Linked DNA regions of Homo sapiens: region 2 is linked to region 1. Evidence: chromatin loops called from intact Hi-C (ENCODE). Cell type or tissue: B cell. All regions are shown on one strand. Links, peaks and the distances in the headings refer to the core of each region. The heading gives the core; the rest is flanking DNA. Region 1 overlaps KCNJ8-AS1 (KCNJ8 antisense RNA 1). Region 2 holds the start of GYS2 (glycogen synthase 2).

Evidence for each region. Peaks named below come from ENCODE experiments on the same cell type or tissue, not always from the same donor. Only the 100,000 strongest peaks of a DNase experiment are listed, where the experiment ranks them.
Region 2: it touches region 1 in a loop (9-fold over the local background); 89 of 110 quality-filtered maps call a loop at or near these places.

Annotation. Positions count from the first base shown.
Region 1 is chr12:21,674,387-21,686,876 of GRCh38, forward strand. The region is part of intron 1 of KCNJ8-AS1 (KCNJ8 antisense RNA 1); the gene reads left to right. Among named protein-coding and RNA genes, the nearest start is that of KCNJ8-AS1, 18 kb to the left of the region's middle. In B cell, for the core only: CTCF peaks have their summits at 6,200 (motif pointing left) and 6,404; a DNase peak (open chromatin) is centred at 6,175.
Region 2 is chr12:21,603,638-21,616,127 of GRCh38, forward strand. It overlaps GYS2 (glycogen synthase 2), which reads right to left and starts at 1,210. Exons shown (of 16, transcript NM_021957.4): 1 at 835-1,210. The coding sequence starts at 955. In B cell, for the core only: no CTCF peak of the experiment used is centred there; no DNase peak of the experiment used is centred there.

The DNA.
Region 1 (12,490 bases), core at 1,964-9,963:
TGGCCCGCAAGCACTCTGCGCAGCCCCAGTTCTGCTCGCGCCTCTCGCTCCACACCTCCCTGCAAGGTGAGGGAGCCGGCTCCAGCCTTGGCCAGGCCAGAAAGGGGCTCCCACAGTGCAGTGGTGGGCTGAAGGGCTCCTCAAGCGAGGCCAGGGTGGGCGCGCCAAGGCCGAGGAGGCACCAAGAGCGAGTGAGGGCTGTGAGGGCTGCCAGTGCGCTGTCACCTCTCAATATCAGCAGGTATAGTCTGCTAATTTACTTGTACACTGCAAACTTCTAGAGGCTCATCTGTCATCTCTGTATCTTCAGTGTGTGAAAGAGTTCAAGACATATTATAGGAAATAATTTAATGGTTGTGATATTGTGAAGTGTGTATTTGGTCTTCTTCCCTGTTTCCTGGTATACAACCCCTAAAATCCATGGAATCTCCAAAGTGATGTGTCCTTTTGTTTGCTAATGAGTTGATTGGTGGCTGGTGGTCCTAGGTAGTTTCAGGACCAAGGCAGGATTAGAGGGCTGGAATTTTTCAGCCTTCTCCCCACACCCTGCCACCTCCAGGGAGGGGACAGGGGCTGAAGGTTTAGTTGATCACCAATGGTTTCATCAGTCATGACTCTGTAATGAAGGCTCCATAAAAACAAAAAAGGACTGGGTTCTGAGACTTTCCAGGTTCTTGGAGGGTGGCATGACTGTGGAGGACATAGAAGCTCCACTCTCCTTCCCACATGGCTTGTTTTATGTATCTCTTCATCCATATCCTTTGTAATATCCTTAATAACAAACTGGTAAATAAACCTGAGTTCTGTGAGCTGCTCTAACGAATTAATCAAACCTGAGGAGGGAGCGTGGGAATCCTGATTTATAGCCAGTTGCTCAGAAGCACGGGTAAAATAACCTGGGGCTTTTGGTTGGCATCGGAAGTGGGAGGGCAGTCTTGTGGGACTGAGCCCTCATTCTGTGGGATCTGATGCTATCTCTAGGCAAATAGTCTCAGAATTGAATAGAATTAAAGGACACTCAGCTGGTTTCTGCTGCAGAGTTGCTTGTTTGCTTGTGGCGTGGGGAAAATCTACACATACCTGGTGTCAGAATTGCTTCATTGCTGGTTAAGAGAAATCCTCACACATTTTGGAGACCAGACCAGAGGTCACAGAAGTGTTCCATGTGGATTGTGTTGTGGACAGTAGAGAGTAGGAAAAATGTTTCGGTTTTTCTATATCTTTACAATGGCTTCCTTTTTTGTTAAACAGACCAATGAATGAAGATGATATGAGAACATGGAAGCCTCAGACCCGTTGGCAATGCTCCTTCTCCCCCTCCTCCTTCTCTTCCTCCTATTCTTTGATATGTTTTGCATGTTTACCTTGATGCATTCCTGACCTCTCTTCCTAGACCCAAGTTTGAACAGGTTAGAAAATACATGTTTACAAGGCTTTCAAAATCTTCCTAAGTGTAAGTGGATGATTCACATCAGGGCAACCTGAGACTGATCTCTCCACTTTGAATGTTCCACCAGCCATGTGGAAGAAAGATCATCTTAGGGCATGCCTGCAGACTTACAATTTCACAGAAATTCGAACCTGTAAAAGGACAGTACCATTCCCTATTATATTCCCACATTCCTAGCACACAGTAATCGTCAATAGGTATTTGATGGATACTTTTTTTTTTCATCTCACTGAACTACTGATACTTTCTCTTTTCAGTATTCACAATACTGGCCTTTTTAGTGCATATCAGTGTAATTTAAAGAGTAGAGTGTAAAATTTTCTCTTCCTTTGATTTTGAAAATCTACTGCTATTAAATCTGCCGTTAGGGTGACCCTAACTTAGACTTCCTGGGTTTGGTTATTAGCTCTTCTTGCATCTGTCCTAAATATTGGTGGTTCCTAGGATTTAGTGTGATGCCAGCATCTCACCCACAGTCTATGGTGCTTGAGCTATTACACCATTCCAGTGGCATCAACAGTTTGTTACCCTTGATGGCTACCACCTGACCTTTTCTCCTGAGTCTCAGACCTCTATTTTAGCTATCTTCTGGATACATTTGCCTGGAATCCTTACAGGCACCTTAGACTCAGCCTGTCTCTGAAGAAGCACCTCTACATGCTATTTCTTCCTTATGGCAGCTGTCAAATATTGAGAAATATTTCTCTGAATGTATGTCTTAAAATGTAACAAAAGATGTCATTTATTTTTTAATATGCCTAGACTCTGTGTGAAAGGTTAATGAATACTACAAATGGTTGCTTCTGGGGAGGAAGAAAGGTTACTTTGTGTTGTTTATCTTTTGATATCTTTTAAATTTTATGCCACAGACAGGTACACTTCTTTATACAACGATAATAGTGTAATGAAAAGGAAAGGGAAATATTTATCATAAAAATTCACATACCAAAAACTGACCACTTGAGAACTCACCTATAAGGGAACTGGCCCATTTCCTTTCAAAGTATACTTTGCTGAAAGTGAGACAGAAGATAATTTATTCATGAGTACTTGCTCCTTTTAAACAAGCTTGTTCAAAGGCTGTGGTATTGTTTCAAGTTCTCTTGAACACAAAGTCAAGGGTTGTGAACTTTAAGCCACCTGAATTTAAATACTGAGTGCATGTATCACACGCATATGTGCACTGTTATTCATTCAAAAACATTTCTCAGTGCCAGGCACTGAGTTAAGATCTGAGGACACAGAATTAAATAACTCAGAGTTCCTGTACTCAAATCGCTCACAGTTTAGAGGCCCTATTGATACGGAAGGCCAGCAGGGAAGTGCTAGGTAGAGGAGGGCTATGGTCCCCGGCTAGGGTTCCGTTCCCGGCTAGGGTTCCATCCCCAGGCCTGCGCCCACAGACCTAGGTGAGGACAGGCATTTATGTTTTCCTGCCCAAATGTTGCATTTCCCAAGACCACCCTGGCCGGCCACGTCCCCATCCTGTGCCTATAAAACCCCCTGAGACCCTACCAGGCAGAGACACAAGCAGCTGGACGTCAAGAGGAGCACACTGGCGGAGGAACACACAAGCAGCTGGACGTCGAGAGCACATCGACAGGCACCAGCAGGCCATCGACAGGTGGAACAACGTGGGGTTTGGACGGGGTGGTCAGAGGAGAGCCCGGCTGCTGAGTGACCTGACTCCAACAGGAAAACCATCTTCCTACTCTGTCTCCCTTCTGGCTCCCCCATCTGCTGAGAGCTACTTCCACTCAATAAAACCTTGCATTCATTCTCCAAGCCCACGTGAGATCCAATTCTTCGGGTACACCAAGGCAAGAAACCCCAGGGTACAGAAAGCCTTCTGTCCTTGAGATAAGGCAGGGAGTCTAATTGAGCTAACGCAGGCTGCCTACAGATGGCTAAAATAAAAGAGCACCTGAAAAAGTGAGCCACACCCCCATCTCATGCCCTGCATGGGGGACAAGGGAACTTTTCCGGTTTCAACATGAAATGATGTGTTATTGTGCAGGCGATATCTGGGGCATCTGGCCTTGCTGTGAACAGAAAGGGTTTAGGCAGCCAGGTGAGGCTTTCTGAAAGACAGGGTCTGTGCTCTTAAGGTGGAGCTGAATTAGGAGAGAGAGGAGGTGAGCAGGAGCAAAAACACTGAGATCTGGAATGCCGAACTGTAAACTAGGGAGAGGAGCAATTTGGAGTTGTCAGAGCTTGTGTGAGGTAGCTAATGATGACTTTAGATGCGTCATCTTCCTAACTGAATTCAAGAACTCTGGCTGTGTGTGTGTGGTGGGTGTGTGTGTTATGTGTTTAAACCAGGGAATGTCTTATGTGCCTAATATTTTTATTTCCTGAAGAGTTTTAGTTTAACTTTTGCACTGCCTAAAGTCATGTCAATTGATGTAAGTCTTTCTAACCTTTGAGTAAACCCATAAAACCTCTGAATTTTATATAAAATTGTGCGTATATGCATGTGGACATTTTCCCAGGGTGAGAGTCCAGATAGCCTCATCAGTGGTTTCCCAAAAAGGATCTCTCTCTCTCTCTTTCTTTCTTTCTCTTTCCCTCTCTCTCTTTCTTGCTTTCTTTCTCTCTCTCACACACACACATGTGCGTGTGCACACAAACTCAAGACATGGACACTTCATTAGTTATAAACTTTTAAAATACAGATAACTCTGGAAGGATTAAAAAAACCTCTTATTTATTCCAGCCATTCCCAAACATTGAGCATTCCACTGCCAATGCATGAGAAACACTTTACCCATCTGAAGGGTAATACATTTACCAGCTGAATACATTTCTGGTGGCTTCATATTGGTTGATTATTCCAGGACGCATAGACTACACTATTTTTATACCTAGTAGCTATTGTACAAATTCATATAAACCCTTGGATTAAAGGTGTTTAGGATATAGAGCTATATCATTCCATGGAATCCTTCTGTCATTTTTACTGAGCCACAAAGTCCTCCCAGAAGCTGGGGAGTTTACTGTGTAAGCTTTCCTCATCTATGTGTGGGCTGTATAAACACAGCCTGTTAGCATGTATTTGAAAGTAAGTAGGTAATCTTGGGGGAAAACTATACTGCATAAATTGGGTTAGAAATGTATTTCCTTTCTTCCTAAACCACACTTAGTTTCTTTCAATGCTGTTTTTTTAAAGTCCTTTTAGTTTGTTTGAAAAATAAGTTACAGAACTATTTCTAACAGAAGATTGATTTTTTCTGCCTGTCACGATGTACCTACAAGGAAAGGGAAATGAGAATGTGTGTGAGACACAAACACATTATCTGAGCAATGATAAGCATAGTCATTTCCTAAATTAACTGACAGTTATGTTCTTCCTTTCCCCAGCTAGTTAATTATGTCAGAGCATTTCAAGTTTATTATGACTCTGGCAATGAAACTGACAGGAAGAAAATAATACAATGGATGAGTTTAATTCTGAGAGATACCATACAGAAAAGAAAACATAATGGACTTTGTCTTAATGAACTGACAACTTTCTCTTCTTTGGTAAAATCTTCCTTCTTGCTTACCTATACTTATGACACATGTTCAACTGAAAATTGCAAGATAAACATATACAACATGTACATTATGGGAAAATTGATTTTATACATTCCAAGAAAATACACAGTTGCAAAAGAAGAACACAGAAGCAGTCAAGGAATGATGCCTAGGGAATGTTTCGTAAAAAGTATTTTGAAGCAAGGTGTGTACATGGATTGAAAAAGAGTAAAGCAAGAAATTTTTTTAAATGGGAGAATGAGTGTAATGGATGGAAGTGGGAACAACAGTGATGATCACAGAAGGTATATGGTTTGCTAAACAGGACTGAGGGATGAGTGTTGCAGAGCAGAGAGAAATGCTGAATGTGGAATAGTTTGCAAGAGGTTTTAACTGTTAGGAAAATGTGGCAAACTGTTCTGTTTGTTTCTAGGCCAAGCATATAATGTAAGCCTTTTGAACGATTCCTGTGCATTGTCAACAGAGCCTGACCCTGTATTTCACATATTTTCTAGATATTTAAGAAACAATACAAAATAACAGCCATTTGAATACTGCTCTGAGGCTTAGGCCACAAAATTCCAGGGAAGGAACTGATATTTGGAACAACATCAAAGACCTTACACAATTTCCAAAGTAAGATTAACTAAATTTACTGTAATTTATTGAAACCACTGTTCCATATCTGCAAGTTAAAGTGAACCTCAAATTAAACAATTATAAGAAAAAGGTAATGTTTTAGCTCTTGAAACTTTCCAAGGACAATGAATAAAATAACTGGAAATTCAAGTTTGGGCCGAAGTTTAAAGACTTTTGTTTGGGCCGGGCGCGGTGGCTCACGCTTGTAATCCCAGCACTTTGGGAGGCGAGGCGGGCGGATCACGAGGTCAGGAGATCGAGACCATCCTGGCTAACACGGTGAAACCCCGTCTCTACTAAAAAAAATACAAAAAAATTAGCCGGGCGTGATGGTGGGCGCCTGTAGTCCTAGCTAGTCGGGAGGCTGAGGCAGGAGAATGGCGTGAACCCGGGAGGCGGAGCTTGCAGTGAGCTGAGATTGCGCCACTGCACTCCCGCCTGGGCCACAGAGCGAGACTCCGTCTCAAAAAAAAAAAAAAAAAGACTTTTGACACCCAATCTCTCTTTGCAGCAATAGCTGCCAAAGTTGTGACTACCAGTAATGTTCTTAAATACTGCCACCTGCTGGAAGTTCTCTAGAAATACTGTGCACAATGTTAAATGAGTGCTTCCAACATTTTCTATTTCAGTCCGAACGTATTCATCTCTATTCTTTCCGTGAAATCATTCACAGCTAGAGACAAAGGGAACTGGAAAATGTAGCAGCAGTGCTGAAAATTTGTATTTTTCTGTTAATTTATGATTTTTTATTGATTTTCATAAGCTTAAAATTGTTGTTTTGCTTATCTTCTCATTAGACGTCGAGTTACTAAGAAGATAAGTTTAAGACTGAGACATATAGTTCAACCAAGACTCCACTACTTGCTAACTTTGTAGTTTTAGGTAAATTGCTTAAACCTTCTAAGCCTCAGTTAACTCTTTTATAAACTGGAAAATTCTGAAGATTAGCGTTACTAAATGTAAAACACTAGTACCTAGTATGCATTTAATTACGGTTGTTTATGGAAACTATGATAATAAAGACAATAGTTTGGAGATTTGAAACGGCTCTTATTGGGGGAGGCATTTGGGATCTTAATCCAAGTCTTTTGTGTGGTGGTGGTGGTGGTATAGCTTCTGCAAGGCCAATGTGCAAGCTCTGATGCTCCCATTGTGGGAGCCTTGGTTAGGGATCACCAGGGAAAAAGTACTGAAGAGATAGCTATGAAGCAGTTATGATGTGCAAGAAGCATTTTGCTAGTACTCTTAGAGAACTTAGCATTGGCATCTTCCCTTGGAGCCACATACCCAGGAAACATTTGCTTAGGGCAAAATGAGGACTTTCCTTCACTCTATGCCCTGAGAGCACTCAACTTCCAACATGAGGGAAAATTGTGTTTTATGTTTCCTGTGTATGCAAGGAAATGATTAGGTGATATCTTTAAACACCAACTCCTATCCCTCCTCCCAATCTCAATGACAAAAAACAAACAAATCAGGCCAGGCATGGTCGGTGGTTCACACCTAAATCCCAGCACTTTGGGAGGCCAAGGTGGGCAAATCACTTGAAGTCAGGGGTTTAAGATCAACCTGGCCACCATGGTGAAACCCCTTCTCTACTAAAAATACAAAAATTAGCTGGGCATAGTGGCATACGTCTTTAGTCCCTGCTACTTGGGAGGCCTGAGGCAGGAGAATTGCTTGAACCTGGGAGGCAGAGGTTTCAGTGAGCCGAGATCATACCACTGCACTCCAGTCCGGACGACAGAGTGAAACCCCGTCTCAAAAAAAAAAAAAAAAAATTAGCCAGGTGTGGTGGCGGGTGCCTGTAATCCCAGCTACCTGGGAGGCTGAGACAGGAGAATCGCTTGAATTGGGGAGGCGGAGGTTGTAGTGAGTTGAGCCACTGTACTCCAGCCTGGGTGACAGAGTAAGTGAGACTTTATCTCAAAAAACAAAAATAATAAATAAATAAAAATGTTTATTCATGTTCCTTATATATGGCCTTTTGAGTTTCTACAAGGTGATATCTACTTTATCAACAAACTGAATGTCCTTTAAGCCCTTTGATTTCAGTTTTATAAGATAGTTGTCTTCAAGTTCTTGTTAGTTTTGCGCAATCTAGACCTCATACCACCTATGGTTAACTGACCAAAGGCACTATTTGTGAAGATCTGTCTGAAGCAGGTACAGGCACAAAAACAAGGCCAAAGCTGAGAGTAGAAAAAAATCACAATTCAACATTAAAGTGCTGGGGCATTTGAGGAACGAAAGTCTTTGTTGGCACATTGCTTTCACACTTACCTGGGATATTCTGCTCCCAGATATGTTCTGGGAACCTCAGGAGTATTTGACTAGCCTGACCCATGCTTGGTCATCAATTCTGGATGAAAAGTATCTACTCATAATCTGAGCATTTAATGGTTCTTGGATATTGTATCTTTTTTTGTTAAGTGGGGCTGTTTTTTCCTGTTTCTTTAATTTTGATACCAGTTTTCACAGACAAAAAGCTGCTCATTTTCTAGGAGCTAACTTACTTTTAATGGCTTAATTTATATTTATGGAATAAAGCAGACAACTGAACTTATTCTTTGATACTGTCATTTTTTTTTCATAATATAAATTGCCCTTCAGCCTAGACAAAACAGCTGAAGCCAATCTTGAGTTACCTATCTTGGGATTAAAGTGACTATAGTAGTGGTGGTAAAGCAGACAAGTTTCATCTAGCTCTTTTGTCCTGTTTTGAGTACTAAATTTTTGAAGGTTTTAGTTATTTTCATTGCCATATATCATAAATTCTGCAGAGTAAAGAATTCTGGCCATTGGAGAACATTGTTTTACATCCTTAATTACTGTACATTAATCTCTTATGGACTCAGTCAACTTTAAACTCTACTTCACAGGGATTGTTAGAAGAGGCAGCTAAGAAAGGTGAGCCTAGAAAAATCCTTTGTCTGGCCTCTCAGTAAATAGGTCTGGAGAACTGACTTACTGATAGAGAAAGAAGGGATACTCTACCTGTCCTCAGAATCCATTCCTCTTTTGCCCAGTAGTGTATTCTCTGTGTCTAGTACAGGGCTTGGAAAACAATGTATTTTCAAATAATGTGTTTGTTTGAATAAATGAGATGAATGGTATTAACAGCCCTCTGCCTTTTAAAAAGCAGCAAAATAGTGACCACCATTGATTTCTGAATCTCCAGATCTCATCACTGGAAAGTTCTCTGACCTATTTCTAGCAGAGAAAATGATTTTCTTGCTCATCATTTTTGGGAGTGCTCTTCTCTTGCCATGCCAGGCATATTCCTCTTCCCAATCAGTCAGAGATCACATGTGGAGCTATTCTTGGATTTTGAAACCATCGGCCCTTGCCAAGGTGTGTGGAATGGCTGCAAAATTATATAACTCTGTATGCATCCACCTTTCTGTTGCAATGTGCCCTTCGTCTCACTCTCTTTAAGGACGGATCTTTATGGCTGGCCCTGAACACAAAAGTAAAATTTGTTTTGTGTTCCTATAAATGAATCTTTGGGGATTAAAGAATCTAGTTTGCAGTCATTTTCTTCTCTGTTTCCTATTCTTATTTTTGTTTTGTTTTGTTGTTCTTTTGTACTTCACTTAAGTTCTCTTGATTCTTCACTCTTAAGTAACTCAGATGTCCCCACTTTTTTTTTTTTTTTTTTTTTTTTTTTTGAGATGCTCTGTCACCCAGGCTGGAGTGCAGTGGCACAATCTTGGCTCACTGCAACCACTGCCTGCTGGGTTCAAGCAATTCTCCTGCCTTAGCCTCCCAACTAGCTGGGACTACAGGCGTGTACCACAATGCCAGCCTAATTTTTTGTATTTTTAGTAGAGATGGGGTTTCACCATGCTGGCCAGGCTGGTTTTGAACTCCTGACTTCATGATCAGCCTGCCTTGGCCTCCCAAAGTGCTGGGATTACAGGCATAAGCCACTGCACCTGGCCCAGTGTCCCCACTTTTTAGTCTCTGTTTCTAAAGCCAGCCTCCCTCTTCAGTCTACTTCAGATCAGTTGCCTTGCAATAAGAACCATCAAGGAAGACAGTGCCTTTAGAAGACTTCTGAAATTGTATTGATAGCCATTTCATTCCATTCTTATTTCCACATCAAATTAAATAAGAAACAACTATTACTCCCCTATCATCTAGTGCACCTTAGCTCAAAGGCATCACAGAACCTACATTTGCTAAAAACTTCTAACTTGAGGCTTGCTAATGCTGGTCTCTGGGGTCACACAGATGATGCAAAACCCAGTCAGTCAGGATGGGATTGAGGAGATTATTCTCCATTGAAGTCCACCCAGGTGGTCAACTGCAGATTTAGGTTGGGTTTGGAGTGGAAGGTCTTCACAGAATGGAGTGCCTTAACAAGCTAAGGATATTAGAATTAATTGAAAAGTGGCAAATAATTACTGCCTCCTTTCACTTCTTGTATCTTTGTTTGATGTCTTTCAAAATTTTTGGAAAATTCTGTTATTATTTCTTTACATATTTCTCTAGACAAAGAGCTTGGCATATTCATAGAACAGAAAGGCTGTCAAAGTCACTGGTACAGAATGAGCAAGGGAAGAGTGATGAGATGAGGAGGGTGGGCATGGACCAGGTTATACAGGTCCTTGTAGGCTAATAGTAAAGATTTCAATGTTATTTGTCCTTTTTATTATGGAAATTTTCAAATGTACACCAAAATAGAGTTATGTAACTACTTCCAATATATACATCACCAGTTCCAGTTACCTTTTTCCTTTCTGCCTTTATTTACTTTCCTCCAACATACTAGGTCATTTAATAGCAAAATAAAGACATAGTTTTATTTGTAAATATGTTAGTATCATTGAAAGATAGGAATTCTTTTTTTTTTGACGGAGTCTCACTCTGTTTCCCAGTGCCCAGGCTGGAGTGCAGTGGAACCATCTTGCGGCTCACTGTAAACCCCACCTCTTGGGTTCAAACGAGTCTCCTGCCTCAGCTCCCAAGTAGCTGGGATTACAGGCATATACCACCACACCCGGTTAATTTTTGTATTTTCAGCAGAGATAGGGTTTCACCATGTTGCCCAGGCTGGTCTTGAACTCCTGAGCTCAAGCTGTCTGCCTGCCTCAGACTCCCAAAGTGCTGGGATTACAGGTGTGAGCCACCGCGCCTGACTAGGAATTCTTAATATAACTACAATTTCATTATTACACTTAGCATTAATATTGTTAAAATATTAACAATAATTTTTAAATATCATCAAGTATTGTCAGTGTTCAAATTTTCCCAGTTGTCTCGTAATTTATTTTCAGTGTGTTTTTGTTTTGCATCACATTAGAAATAAGCTTCATACAACATTGCCACTGGTTACTATGTTTCTCAAATATTTTTTAATCTATAGGGCTTCTCTCCATTACTTTTTTCCCACTCTTGCAATTTATTTGTTGTAGAAACTGAATTTTGCTGATTGCATCTCTATGGTGTCATTTTATATATTTCTGTAATTTCAGTAAATTGGTAGTTAGATTTAGAGTCGATTTGGAATAATAATAATAAGTTTATTATTATTATTTTGTCAAGCATACTTGATAGATTTTTTGCACTTCCATAGAAAGGTATATCTTGCCTGGTTAGTTTTCTTATTTGTGATTTTAGAAGCCCTTATTAATCATTACCTAAATCCATTAATTCATTATAGTTTACAAAAAAATTCTATCATTCCTTTCTGTTTTATTAGCTGGAATATTTCTGTATTTCTATACAGAGAAACCTATCCTCATTAGTCATTTAGTTACCTTAAAGTATAATTTATATAGAAAAAGCAGGATAAAATTTGATTTTTTTCCCTTTACGTACTCGTTTTCAAAATAATGACTTTGTTGCATATTATCCTCCAAAGTTGGCCAATGAGTTTGCTTGTTTGTTTGAATATTATTATAAACCATAGGTTTAATACATGTGATGTGATTGTATTTATTGTTCTATTGATGCTCTAATTGTCTAATTTCAGGGCAGTGGGAATCTCTTCAGGTTGGCCAGTGAGTCCTTTGGCATGATCTTGGCATTCCTTCTTTTCTGATTCAACAAGATAGTTCAAGTTTATTTTGTAAATTTCTTGCTCTAGCTTTGGAATCAGTCCTTTCTCCAGGAACCCCACTTTCCATATAGTGGAAAATCATCTTTAGAGACCACAACATGGGCACTAAAGTACTCATTACTACTAGGTTAGTAGTAGTTCTAGTACTACTCATTAGTTCTAGGCCTTTGCTGAGGACAGAGTTAAGGAACCCTTGAAATAATTTGTGTTTTAGGGTAAAATTCATCATAGGTTCACACCAGTATTTTCAATTAATATTCAGGAAGACAGAACTTTAATTTTACTTAATTAACCTTATGTTTGTAGCTACTTTTTCTCATGTTGAAATTCCTATTTGTTAATGACACAAATATATTTGCTTTATCCTATATGACACACTCAATGGTCTCAGAATGACAATATCACCACTACCATCAACAATAAGAATTACAGAGAATAGTTAATGTGTTTTTTCAGGTTTTATTTGTCTTTAGACTATTTGTCATTAAGGATGTTCAGAAAAGATTACTGTGTTCGAAAATTACTTGTACCTATTCATATAACTAATATATAATATTTATGTATGTATAAAACATTTAAAGCATTCACTGGCCAGGTGCGGTGGCTCACAGCTGTAATCCCAGCACTTTGGGAGGCTGAGTGGGGTGGATCACGAGGTCAAGAGATCAAGACCATCCTGGCCAACATGGTGAAACCCTGTCTCTACTAAAAATACAAAAATTAGCTGGGCATGGTGGCACGTGCCTGTAGTCCCAGCTACTCAGGAGGCTGAGGCAGGAGAATTGCCTGAACTTGGGAGGCGGAAGTTGCAGTGAGCC
Region 2 (12,490 bases), core at 1-8,000, 73 kb before region 1:
CAGCAATCAGTTGGCTTGATTCTTCAAGATCTTGAGGAACTCAGCCTTCAAAACCATGACTTTTTCTTTGCTAATGTTCCTTCAATAGTCTTGACACTTTTAAACTAGAGAGTATAAACCCACAAGGAATTGTTTTATAATTTTACAGATGTCTTTATTTTCAAAATCATTTACATTGTGGTTCTCTACCTTGCCTTCTCTTACCCAGCACAGATGAGGTTATACCTCACTCGCAAATTGTTTTATCAATTTGATTTTCTTTATTTTATAATTCCTACATAAGCATAGCATTGAAGAAAAAAATTACTTTCATTCTGAAAGGAGCACAGTATTTTGCCTTTTGAGAAGCTCCTGAATTAAAACATTAATTCCAAGCTAATTGTGAATATGAAACATTCTTAAGCATTTCATATAATTACTAACAGAATGTAGAGTTGAGGTTTCCAACTGGTTCTAATCACATATACATCTTCCTAAAATAAAATGTTTAATTATACTATTTTGCTGAGAAAAATTTTAAAACAAAAAATGTAAATATTAACTTTTTATTTCTATGTTGTCATAATATGGATTTTAAATTTTAATTTAAATGCACATTCCATGGCAATGGCTAATATTTTCAACTTTCTCCCTCTTCAACACATACACAAGTCTGTATTCATAGCCTGTTGTAATAGACAAGGTTAAATGTAGCCTAAATATATATTCCGTTTAAATGCTTTCCTCACTCACTAGCAATTGGTTATCACTAGAGAGTTATCTGTGAAATCTTACTCTACATTCCTCAGTCACCTAGTGAAGGTGTACTGATCCACCTTCAGGAGCAGTACAAACCTTTATTGGTCACTTCCCAAGCAACTTCAAAGAGCAGTAACTCCTCCACAGGAAGTTCTTCGACTTCCCACTGGGGAAGCCCACCCAGGGATGTTACAGAGAGGGATCGGCCTCGAAGCATTCTTCTTACAGTCCTCCGAGACTCCTTTGAATTCCTGTTTCAATTAGTTGTAATCCCAGGAGAAGAGAACTTACAGGCACAAAAGTTAGAGTTGGTAGAGTTACCAGGCTTTGGTAGCTTCTCTTGGGAATAAACTAGTAGCATGAAATCTTATGTGCTTCCCACAGAATTCCTGGTGGAAGGAGGAATTCTTCCTCCTCTTTCTCGTCTTTCTGGGCAGGTATTGTGAGGACGGTATCTGCCCTGTCAGTATCTACCCAAACAATCCAGAGCTGTCAACAGAAAAACCCTCTGATTCAGGACATAGGTAAGCACTTCCTGGGATAGGCAGGGCATGACCCAAGTTCAGCCTTTTAGCCCTTGTCCTTTTGACCAGACTCCTAGATTCATACAGTTACCAATGCTTATTTCATCATTTCCAAAGTGATACAATATTGGCAACTCCCCTCATTAAGTTTGCAGGCCTCCTTAGATTACATGTAGACTGATTGGGACATATTTTTATGCTTTAAATCCCTTTGGATTTCCTAAATATTCTTCTTTCTTTTGATTCCTATTTCTAGAGCTTTTAAAAAATATTCCTAGTTATTTTATTCTACACTTACAAATTGAATTTTGGTGATAGCCAGAGATCTTGAGCCCCCTTTTCTCAATTACTTTTCTTAAAACTTTCCCTATAAAAAAGCATAAATTTGAGTATGTCTTTGGGTGTAACATGAAAAAAAACATAATTTTGACTGGTCAATAATCATCAGTCAATAATTTTAATGAGGTAGTAAAAATAAATCTTTGTCATGTTTGTACATTTCCTTCAAATATTATCAAATTGATAAAGAATAATTCAGTCAATGTAAATGTTCAAACATGGGAAGAAAAATCATCAGGATCAGACTGCAGATAAATGGCATATGTTTGCTTTTCCCTTGTGTTTCTATGTTTGTAAATATATATGTTCCAATTTATTTACACACCCATACACATATATCCTATATTGTACCTACAGAGAGTTGGTGCATTCACAAGCAAGCTTAATTTTGAGCCATCTTTACAGATGTAGCTAAAATCAATATTTTTACATTATTATTCTCTAAAGCAGCAGAACTGAAGCTCATACAAAATATCCTTTAAGTTAGAATTACAATCAGAATTGTAATTTGTTACTTGATAATACTATTTTAGCACCTTTTATTAGGTTTTAAATTATTTTCTATATACTTGGTCTTATAGACTTACACTTATTTTAATGACTCAAGATGGGCAGAACCACATTTCATTATATTACATTAATAAATCTATGTAAGCCAAATAGATTAAATATGTCAGCTTGATGTGGTAGTACACACCTGTTGTTCCAGCTACTCAGGAGGCTGAGGGGGATGAATCACTTGAGCCCAGGAGTTTAAGGCCAACCTGAACAACCACTCTCTTAAAAAATAAAATAAAATAAAAAATTAATTAAAACAAAAATAAATAAATGTCATCTATGATTTTGTGACACAGTTGATTCTTATCTTTGTCCAGAAAAGTACATTTAAGTACATAGTTTGTTATCCATTTGTTTGCGTTGTGAGAAAAAGATTATATGGCTAATAAAAAAAATCAAGTACTAAAATAGAAAACATATGATCCCAAATGATCAAAATGATTGTCTCCTTTATAAAATGGTTTGCTTATGTTCACATAACCTCTGAGAGTCCTGCAAGTGCACATTCCAGTAAAACCAAATCTAAGGACATGTTGACAGGAGTGAGAATGGGATGACAGTGATAGAGTTTCACGTTTGCAGTTTTCTGTTCCAGGAGCCTTGAGATTGGTTCATCCAGTGTCACACAGGCTACAGGAGCACAATGATCCATATTCTCCAGCTTACATGATAAGGCTGAATTATTTATTTGCAATCTGTTCCAGGTATCAACTGCTTAGTTGTGAGTTAGGCACTTGTGGCATCACTTATCTGCTGTGTAAACTTGAGCCAATTTCTTACCTAAGTTTTTGTTTTCTTGATAAAATGGGGATGAGATAATCTATATAAGTCACTTAACATTGTGCCTGGTACTATGCCAACCACTTTAGTAATCTTAGCCTTTTTTATAACACATATGATGGTTTAGTAAAAGCTTTCCCTAATGGCAGAGGTTACCATTGAAAAGGAAAGGGGTAAAAAGAAGGCTTTACTTTTCTTTCATTTTTTTGAAGTTGTACCACCTGTATATATTACCTGATCAAATGCCTAGAGAAAACATTTTTTTCAGAAAAATGACCTTAAGATCAATGAGTATATTTTATAACATCCTAAATGAAAATAAGTAGGATGTAAAATAAAATAAGTAGTATGATTGATTTAATTTTGTGAAAATGTACTCTATACCTCTGTTCATGAAGTATATGTAATAGAAGGCTGGAATAGACATAAACAAAAGACGGGAGGCTACATGTAAAAACTCTTACAATAGTTGTCTTAAACTGGTTGTAATTATGATTGATATTTGTGTGGTATTTTTATTTGTGTTCTACACATTTTCTGCAATAAACGTATACATATATATATATATATATATATATATATATATATATACCGTATATAGGATGAGTAACACAGTTTTCAAAAGTTTAATCATATAAATGAATTAAATACACATGATTGTTTCACACACTCACACTCATTATTCTGATTTTTCGAAATTTCTAGTCTTTAGTTCCCATTTGGCGTTTTTGTGTCAAGTACCAGCACTCTCAGCCACACGTCATCTCCTAATGATCCCTCATAGTAGACTTATTCTCTTGATCCTGTTATTCTCAACATGAGAACATCCTTTGCCAATGCTTTGCTTGTTTATGGTAAATATCATTTTCAAAGTTGTTCATTGGGTTAAGAGAGGTAAAATAAATGGAACCATATGAAGTATATCCATGAGATGGATATATCTTCATCTATCCATAGTATCTGGATGAATTCCCTTTGTTCAGGTATTTGTGCAGAGAAAGGCAGTCATTTGTGCAAAAAGATTTGAAGAGGAATCAGGGAAATTTCTCTTCCTCCCATATCCCTGAACATTCTCCTATAATGTTTGTGCTAAAAGCACAAATTGATGAGATGAGAGCAGAAAGAGAACAGTCATCCAGACAGAAAGGGAGATGGGTTTTCTCCAAGTTGGGAGAAGCACTCACAAAAGTCCCTGATACCAAATTTTATACTTATGCTAACATTTTATCACCCAATGAAAAGAAGTGAGAGGGCAAGTAGGAACAAATGAAGACTTGTATTTGGTTCCCTTGGTAAGTATTCCAGCAGAGGTCACTAAATACATTTAGAAAACCACACATTTGCTTTGACTTTTTGGAATCTTCTTAGAAGTCTTCCAAAAAGCCTTTAGACTTCCAAGGCTTGACTTGCCTGCAGCTGCATATCCAGAATAACTTAGTTAACATATTTATGGATCACCTACTATGTGCTACTATTCTCATCACTGAGAATATTTTCGATAAACGGTAGATAAGTCTTTGCCTCCATGTGGACACATAGACATTAATCTTGTAAACAAATTATGTTATTTCAGGTTCTGCTAAATTTCTGGAGAAGAAAAACTGCAAACAATAGTGAGTGCTATTGGATAGAAATGAGTGCTTTAGGTGGGGAGGTCAAGAAAGACCCTTGTGAGGAAGTGATATTTGAATTAGGATATAAATGATGAGAAAGTGGCCACATTTGAAGATCTGAGAGAAGTGATTGCAAAGCCTTTAACTCTTACAGAAACAGAAAGAAGACCAATGTGGCTGAAGCCAAAAGCATAATGAATGAGGGGAAGCCTGGAGGGGATGAGGTCAGAGGAAAGTAGGAAATGGATCATAGAGAAGCTGGTCAAGAGCTTGGATTTTATTTTGGTTGTAGTAGGAAGTCATTGGGAGGTTTTAAGCAGGGAACTTTTTGCTACAAAAAATGGAATGTTGAGAAGTATAAGGCAGGAGGCTTGGAGACTGAGGTTATGAAGCCTGCATATCACTCGTATATTCTAGAATGTAAAACTTTATTCATTTGGTAGATAATCCCTGCGTTCTTCTGAATGTCATAAAAGCAGAAATGAAAGTTAGTTATTTAGCATTTAGTCTTTGCCTTTTAAGGTTAGAGAGAGTACCTTTGTTTTCCCACATAGTGTCTCTATATAATTTTATGTTGTTATCTGTACATTGCTTGTATGTACTTTATTATGTGTGTAGTGATGTTGTTACTACAGAAACTGGAGAATTAAAAGCCATATGTCAGGTACTATGATCATGATTCTTGCTCTCATGAAGTTTACACTCTAGCACAGAAAGTATGTATTAAACAAGTAACTAAAGGACTTTGAGGGTGGTGAATGGAATACAGAATCTGTGAGAGCATGTAACAATAGAATTAACTCGATATGGAGTACTAAGAATGATGTCCCTGAGAAAATAATATTTAAATTGAGATCGAAAATGGGAAAAGCTAAGGAAGAGGTGTTTCTAGCAGACGAGCTAGTGCATGCAAAGACCAATAGAAATAAAGAATGTGGTAAATTCAAAAAACTGAAAGATCAATATATTTAGATTCAGCAAACTTGAGGTAGAAAGTGATATAGGAATGAACCTGGAGAAGTGGGAAGGGGCTAAGAATTTTGAATTTATCTTAATAATAAGGAAAAGCATGATAGGATTTGCATTATTTTATTTATTTATAGTTTTAACTTTTAAATGGAAGTGGAACACATAAATAGCATAGTGTAGAAATTATAGCCCAGTGAGTTAATACGAAGCAAACACTTTTGTGTAACTATTCAATAAAAAATTGGAACAAACAATACCAGAGTGAATTTTTTTCAGAGAACTGATTCCATGGTATGACATATTTCAAATAGTGGATCATTCTACAGATTTGCATTTTCCAAAGATCATTCTCACTGCATAACTGAGAATGAGTTAAAGGAGGGATGAAACTTAAGGTGATGTGTTTGTAGCATTATGGAGATGTATTATGTGAACATTTAACTCCTGAATATTTAATTATATCAGCTAGACAAACAGAAGATAGAAAAAAACAAGAAATAACACTTTACATAGCCTGGAATAATTTACTCAGTGAAGAGACAGGATGACCCAGACTGAGGAGCCGCTGGGAGACTGTGTTTTTTACAGTCAGTCTTTTCAGAATCTGAGTGTCTCACTGGCTGAATGTGGTGAAGGGTTGGCACACACATTTTGACCAGAATCCCTACCTTATATGCTGGCTTTAGAACCCAGCATCAGTTAAAATGACTCCAGTGTGTCTAGACTAGAGAAGGTGGCTGGTTGCACTAGAGTGATGGCAGTGAGATTAGAGAAGTGAGTAGTGAGGTATGTTTGAGGTAACAGTTTGTGGAGTTGATTGGTTGTGGGGAAGGGTCAATGCCTAGGTTTCTAGTTTGGACAACCAAGTGGATGGTCATGCAGTGTACCACAATAAGAAATATTGAGTGTGGGAGGGAAATAGATTTGCTTGAGACATTAGAGAATGACTTCTCTTTCCGATGTGGTGAGTTTGAGACACCAGCCAGATGCTCAGTAAGAAGTTAAATATTATGCCTACTAAGAACCTGAGATGAGAGATCTGGGGCACAGTTGGTAACTGAAGCCATGGGAGTGGTAGGTTCTGAGGAAGAGGAGGTGCAGGGTGGATAGGGTAAACTACATGAAGCAGAGCTCCAGAAGGGTCAACTTTTAAGGCAGAGGCCGCAATATGGTGCGATGAGTTTAGATTGGTACATGCAGTGTTGCCACAAAAGAGTCAAACATCTTTCAAAAGAGATTTCACATAAACCTTTGGATTTCTCTTCAAAAATCAGATCTGGCCACTCTGGATTCTATTTGCATGGCTTCATGAAATAATCAGCTGGAGCTGGGTAAATCTCTCCTGAAATCATCACAGTCATCTCAGTCTCCATGGGCCTACATTAACTGTCAGGTTTCTAGAAACACTTAAGCTCCTGAGTTAATTTTTTTTTCCACGTGCATTTGGAGTTGCTGATCAGGAAGCAGCCAAAGGCAAAGCAAGAAATTATCCTTAAATTAAACTTACAATCTAAGCTGACAATGCCCATCCATCACACTGAAGATCGTGAGAGAGATTTTTGACCTTGACTGTTGAGATTACCTTAGTATAGACTGAATTTTACCCGTATACTCAGAACTTGTTTTTGGAATAGAGCTTTTGGTTTGTGATCCCTCTTCTCTAATTTTATTTTAAACTCTTTTGCTACACAAGATGAAGGGATTAGGAAAGGTAGCTATCGCTTCTCGGCCTTTTGGCTAAAATCAAATGTAGGAAAGGTAGCTATAGCCCCTATGGATAAAGAAGTAAACAAATAAGATTTTGGGTAAGAGAGAAAGCAGAGGGATAATATCTCTCTGGGAAGAGATCAAGTCATCCAGTGACGTTTAATCAAATGTGTTGCTTTCGTCCTTATCTCGTTCTGTGACATCCATGTACGGTCCTCTATTCTCCCAAGGAATTTTTAATAAAATCAATATAAGAAATATTTTTAAATAAAAGTTTACAAAAACAGAGCCTGGAGAGAAAATGTGCAATGATAAGAGCTTACGTGCCAAGAGTGGAAGCCAAGGCTCGATGACACTTTGAGTTTACCAGGAAAGAGGGAGCAGAGTAAAATTGTTAAAAACTAGGGCTTTGGGCCGGGCGCGGTGGCTCACGCCTGTAATCCCAGCACTTTGGGAGGCCGAGGCGGGTGGATCATGAGGTCAGGAGATCGAGACCATCCTGGCTAAGAAGGTGAAACCCCGTCTCTACTAAAAATACAAAAAAATTAGCCGGGCGCGGTGGCGGGCGCCTGTAGTCTCAGCTACTCGGGAGGCTGAGGCAGGAGAATGGCGTGAACCCGGGAAGCGGAGCTTGCAGTGAGCCGAGATTGCGCCACTGCAGTCCGCAGTCCGGCCTGGGCGACAGAGCGAGACTCCGTCTCAAAAAAAAAAAAAAAAAAAACTAGGGCTTTGGAGTCAAGCCAGTCTCATTTAGAAGTGGACTACTTAGTAGACTGTGAAATGGGGGTGATGATATTCACTTCACGAGGTTGTTGTGGGGATTAAATGAGCATGTATGAATGCTCTTTGCACAGTGTCTGCCAAAGCCTGCATCGGCTCAGAGATCAGGGATTCCAAGCCAGATGCATGGAGTCAACCTGATGGCCAGCCAGCTCAAGCTGCTCATCTGCCTCCTGCAGGAGACCATCAGTTGGCTGCCATCTAGGCTCTCTTTTCTCCACGCTCTGCTCAGGTGAGAGATGCTGATATGAAGGCTAGGAATACTGAACAACAGGCTTACTTTTCTGACATTCTCCACCAAATTTAAGATATGAAATATTGTCAAATATTATTTACATGGTGATTTTGTATGAAGCAGAAGCATATATGCTATGCAGAGGCTTATAAAATATACAGTGGTATATACATATGAGTAAATGCCAAGTATTACAAAGATAAACAAGTCAAGTAATATAAGTGGCAATGTTAAACTTTTTTTTCCAAAATGGTGTCATGAAAATAGTTGACAAAGCCGGGCGCAGTGGCTCACGCTTGTAATCCCAACACTTTGGGAGGCCAAGGCAGGTGGACCACTTGAGGCCAGGAGTTCGAGACCACCCTGACCAAAATGGAGAAACCCCATCTCTACTAAAAATACAAAATTAGCCAAGTATGGTGGTGCATGCCTGTAATCCCAGCTACTCGAGAGACTGAGGCGGGAGAATGGCTTGAACTCAGGAGGCGGAGGTTGCAGTGAGCCAAGATCACGCCATTGCACTCTAGCCTGGGCAACAAGAGTGAAACCCTGTCTCAAAAAAGAAAGAGAGAGAGAGAGAGAAAGAAAGAGAGAGAAAGAAAGAAAGAAAAAGAGAAAGAAAGAAAGAAAGAGAAAGAAAGAGTCGATGAAAATTTTTTTTAATATAAAGAGGAAAATTCGAATGTTAGTACAGGTGTGGCACTAAATTAGTTTCTGTCAGGTGGAATGCCTTTTGGTAGTTACCTTTTTTACCTTCTGTGTTAATGCTCAATGTAGTTAGGCAAACCTGAGAATCAGTCCTACCCCACCTTGATGAAACCCACAACACATGAGATCCCAAGTAACTCCTTTACCATCAAAACAAGTCAAATATCTCCTTGAGAACACATTTTTTTTTAAATTTAGCTGTTTCTGTCAACCTAATCTCTATTTGCATATGGAGAAGGCATAAAAGCACATTCTCACTAAACGCAAATTCTGGATGTGGTAGTGTCAGACCAAGAGGAGAAGTCCTAACAGTCATAACATTACCCAGCCCTATTATTATCACGATTTTGAGGGAAAATTAGATATTAAGATTTAATGCTAAGTTATACTCACATTTAATGTTTTTATAAGATTATATCTTCCACAAGATCAGTACTGGGTTCTCAGTCACTATACTTTATGTGATTGGCTGTTCCATATGCACTTTGACTAGAAAACAAATGGTTCCTGTAACACTTAAATAGTTTCCAAGGAATATTGTGGAATCACTTTCCTGATAAGAGATAATAAAACCCTTTGATGTTGATTTAGGGTGGAAAGTTGATAAAAAGTAGAGGGATATTAGAAACTGTCAAGAGATTTTTTTTCTAAGTTTATATGCTAGCCCACAGATGCCAAATATGTTCTATTTGTTTTAAGAAGTCTTTCTAACACAGTATGAGGAAAACAGGTGGGGGTGTAAATACATGCTTCAACATAGGATATCTTAAGAAATAAGAGCATTGGTTTAATTTGGGGAGTTGCCTGTTTTTAGATGTGTGATCTCCAGCAAGTTTCTTTAAATGAAATCAGCTTTTCGCTAAATGTATGCATAGCTGCCTAGTTAAAACCACAATTGAATTAATAAATCAATGATGAATTAATGAATTAGAGATGAAAGTAATGCCGCTATTTATCCTACCCACAAGGCATATTAACATTTTTATGGCAAAAAAAGGTTTTATTTATTTTTTAAGACATAATATTTAGAACCTTTGGTTTTGCTAATAAACTCAAATGTATTCTATGAATGAAGGTAAACCTTAAGAATGCTTACTTTTTGGATTATGAACTAAGCTGGTTTCCCATTCATCCTGGAAACATGGTCACCTGGCTGGAGAACAAAAATACCACAGATTTCTGGAGATCAGGTATAGGCATGCAACTAATTTTCACCAAAGCAATTGGTGAATTGATTCATGACCTTACATTGCTTTCCCCCAAAACCTCATGATTTATAAAAAAAGATTTCTTCCTGAAAATATATTTTATAACATCCTAATTAGCTAAAAAGTAATTGATAAGAAAGGGAAGGTTATTCCTGAGGCTTGACCCAGTCAAAAATGATTGAGCTGCAATACAAGCAGATACCGCTTGGGTAATCAACACTCCAGATGTAAAGCATGCAATCTCTTCCAAAACAACCATGGAAGAGTTAAAAGTACGAGCAATATATTAGTGTTATCTATTTGGCAATTAGCCTAGCAGTTCTCATCTTCAGGGGAAAGATTGGCAAATACATGTAGACAGTAGCTATGTCATTAAAAACTGATTTTATGAGTCTTTAAGCCCTAGGACAAATTAACTTCTGGATTGAAGTCAAAAATACTGTTTGTTCTGAAAGCATTTATTGCATCAACTTTGCTACTGGTTAAAATTAGGCATTGTTGAGAAATAGGACATATAGTTTTCACAATATTACTTGTGGAAAAATAGGAAAAGACTTCGAAAGTAGTCTTTAAGGTTTATTTTGTCTTCAACCATATAAATCTTAATTATGAGTTTTAAAAAAGCCAAATACTTCTATAAGAGAAAAAAGTCTACACATTTGAAACTGGGTGAATTCTACAAATGATGAAGAATGGCTTTTTAAGTTTTTACGAATTACTAGTTCAATACCTGCCACAGTTCATTACGCCACAGGTGCTTTGGGGAGGTGCTAGAACATACATATGAAATTAGGAATTTTATATTGATTGTGTAAAATATTAGACATCACCTCAACCAAAATGCACCTTAAAATAAGTATTTTTGTCTCCTTTGGGGAGGAGTAGTGCAGTTTGCAGAATAACAGGAAGAGGAAGTTGTTATCTGTTCTAGATATCTGTTTCATTCTCTTTGGATTTTTTTTCTGAGGGCTTCAGAAGATTGTAATGACTAGAATTTTACTCTTCTTATGATGGTAATTATTTACCAAATGATATTTTTGAAAAATTTCCTCATGGAAAATTGGCCTCCTTATATCTGACCAGAAACTAATCATCTTCTGGTGCAATTAATTCATTCTCTAGAGTCAATGTAGCAGACAGAAATTGGACTCATTAAAACAAAATTCTATGAGGAATACTGCTCATCCAGTTTATTGGTGAAAACTCCAGACAGCAGAGGTTTGAGTGTAATTCAGGAGACTTTCGCCCAGTTAACATATTTAATGCATAATAATCTTTGGAGAATTTTGCTAATTCAGAATTTTATGAAGACTACAGGATTAGTTACATAAGAGTGAATTCACATTGAATAACATGAACAAGTTTTAAAAAGTTAATTTAGGCATAATCTATGCAGCAAAACACAAAAGATAGTTCCATTATTCATTCCTAGTTTCTTCCTTGCAAGGAATTGCTGAAAGCCCTGACCTAGAAACAACTGAGAGATCTTTCTTCACACCATTTCTGGACCTCTCTCTTTTTGGAGTTGCCTGGATTTTATTGATGCTTTTCCTAATGTTTCCTGGCAATCTGTCTGTCTCATGCCACACTGTCCTGGGAATTGTTATTTTTGTGTCAGAGTCCTTTATTAGTACTTCCAGTTTTTTCATTCTGCATCTGGAAATGTTCACAGTTTATGCTCTGAGTTGTACTGATTTTCTCTTAAATATATCTCAAAGGAGTGCATTTTCCCCCACTACCTGTTCTGCCACCGTGATCCAGCCACCTTTATCTATAACCTATCATCTGTAACCTTATTTATAAGGCAGCCTTAGCCTTCTGACTCATTCTAACTAGACTTCCCCCTTTTTCTTAGCTCTCCCTGCCACAAACACACACAGTCATTTCCCACATGGTAGCCAATGTAATCATTTCATAGGAAACTATGACCATATTTCTACTGTACTTAAAACATCTCATCTAATTCCATCACTCTTGGATAAGTCCAACACCACCAGAACAACCACCACCACCCTTTCCACCCTACCCAAAGAAAAACCCAAAACATCAATTCTGCTTGGCAATTCAAGCAATTTTATACTGGAAAGAATGGATATCTTTATGACATTGTCCTCCCACCCAGGAATATGAAATATCTATTTATTATTGCCTTAGTTAGTTTTTATTATTTTCTTCTTATAAGATTTCACTTTTATTATTTAATTTGTTCATAGATATTTTAGAGCTTTTTTCATTAGTGCAATATGTGAAGTGAGATTTTTCTTTTTTTTCAAGAAACAGGGTCTTGCTCTGTTGCCCAGGCTGGAGTGCAGTGGCACATTCATAATTTAC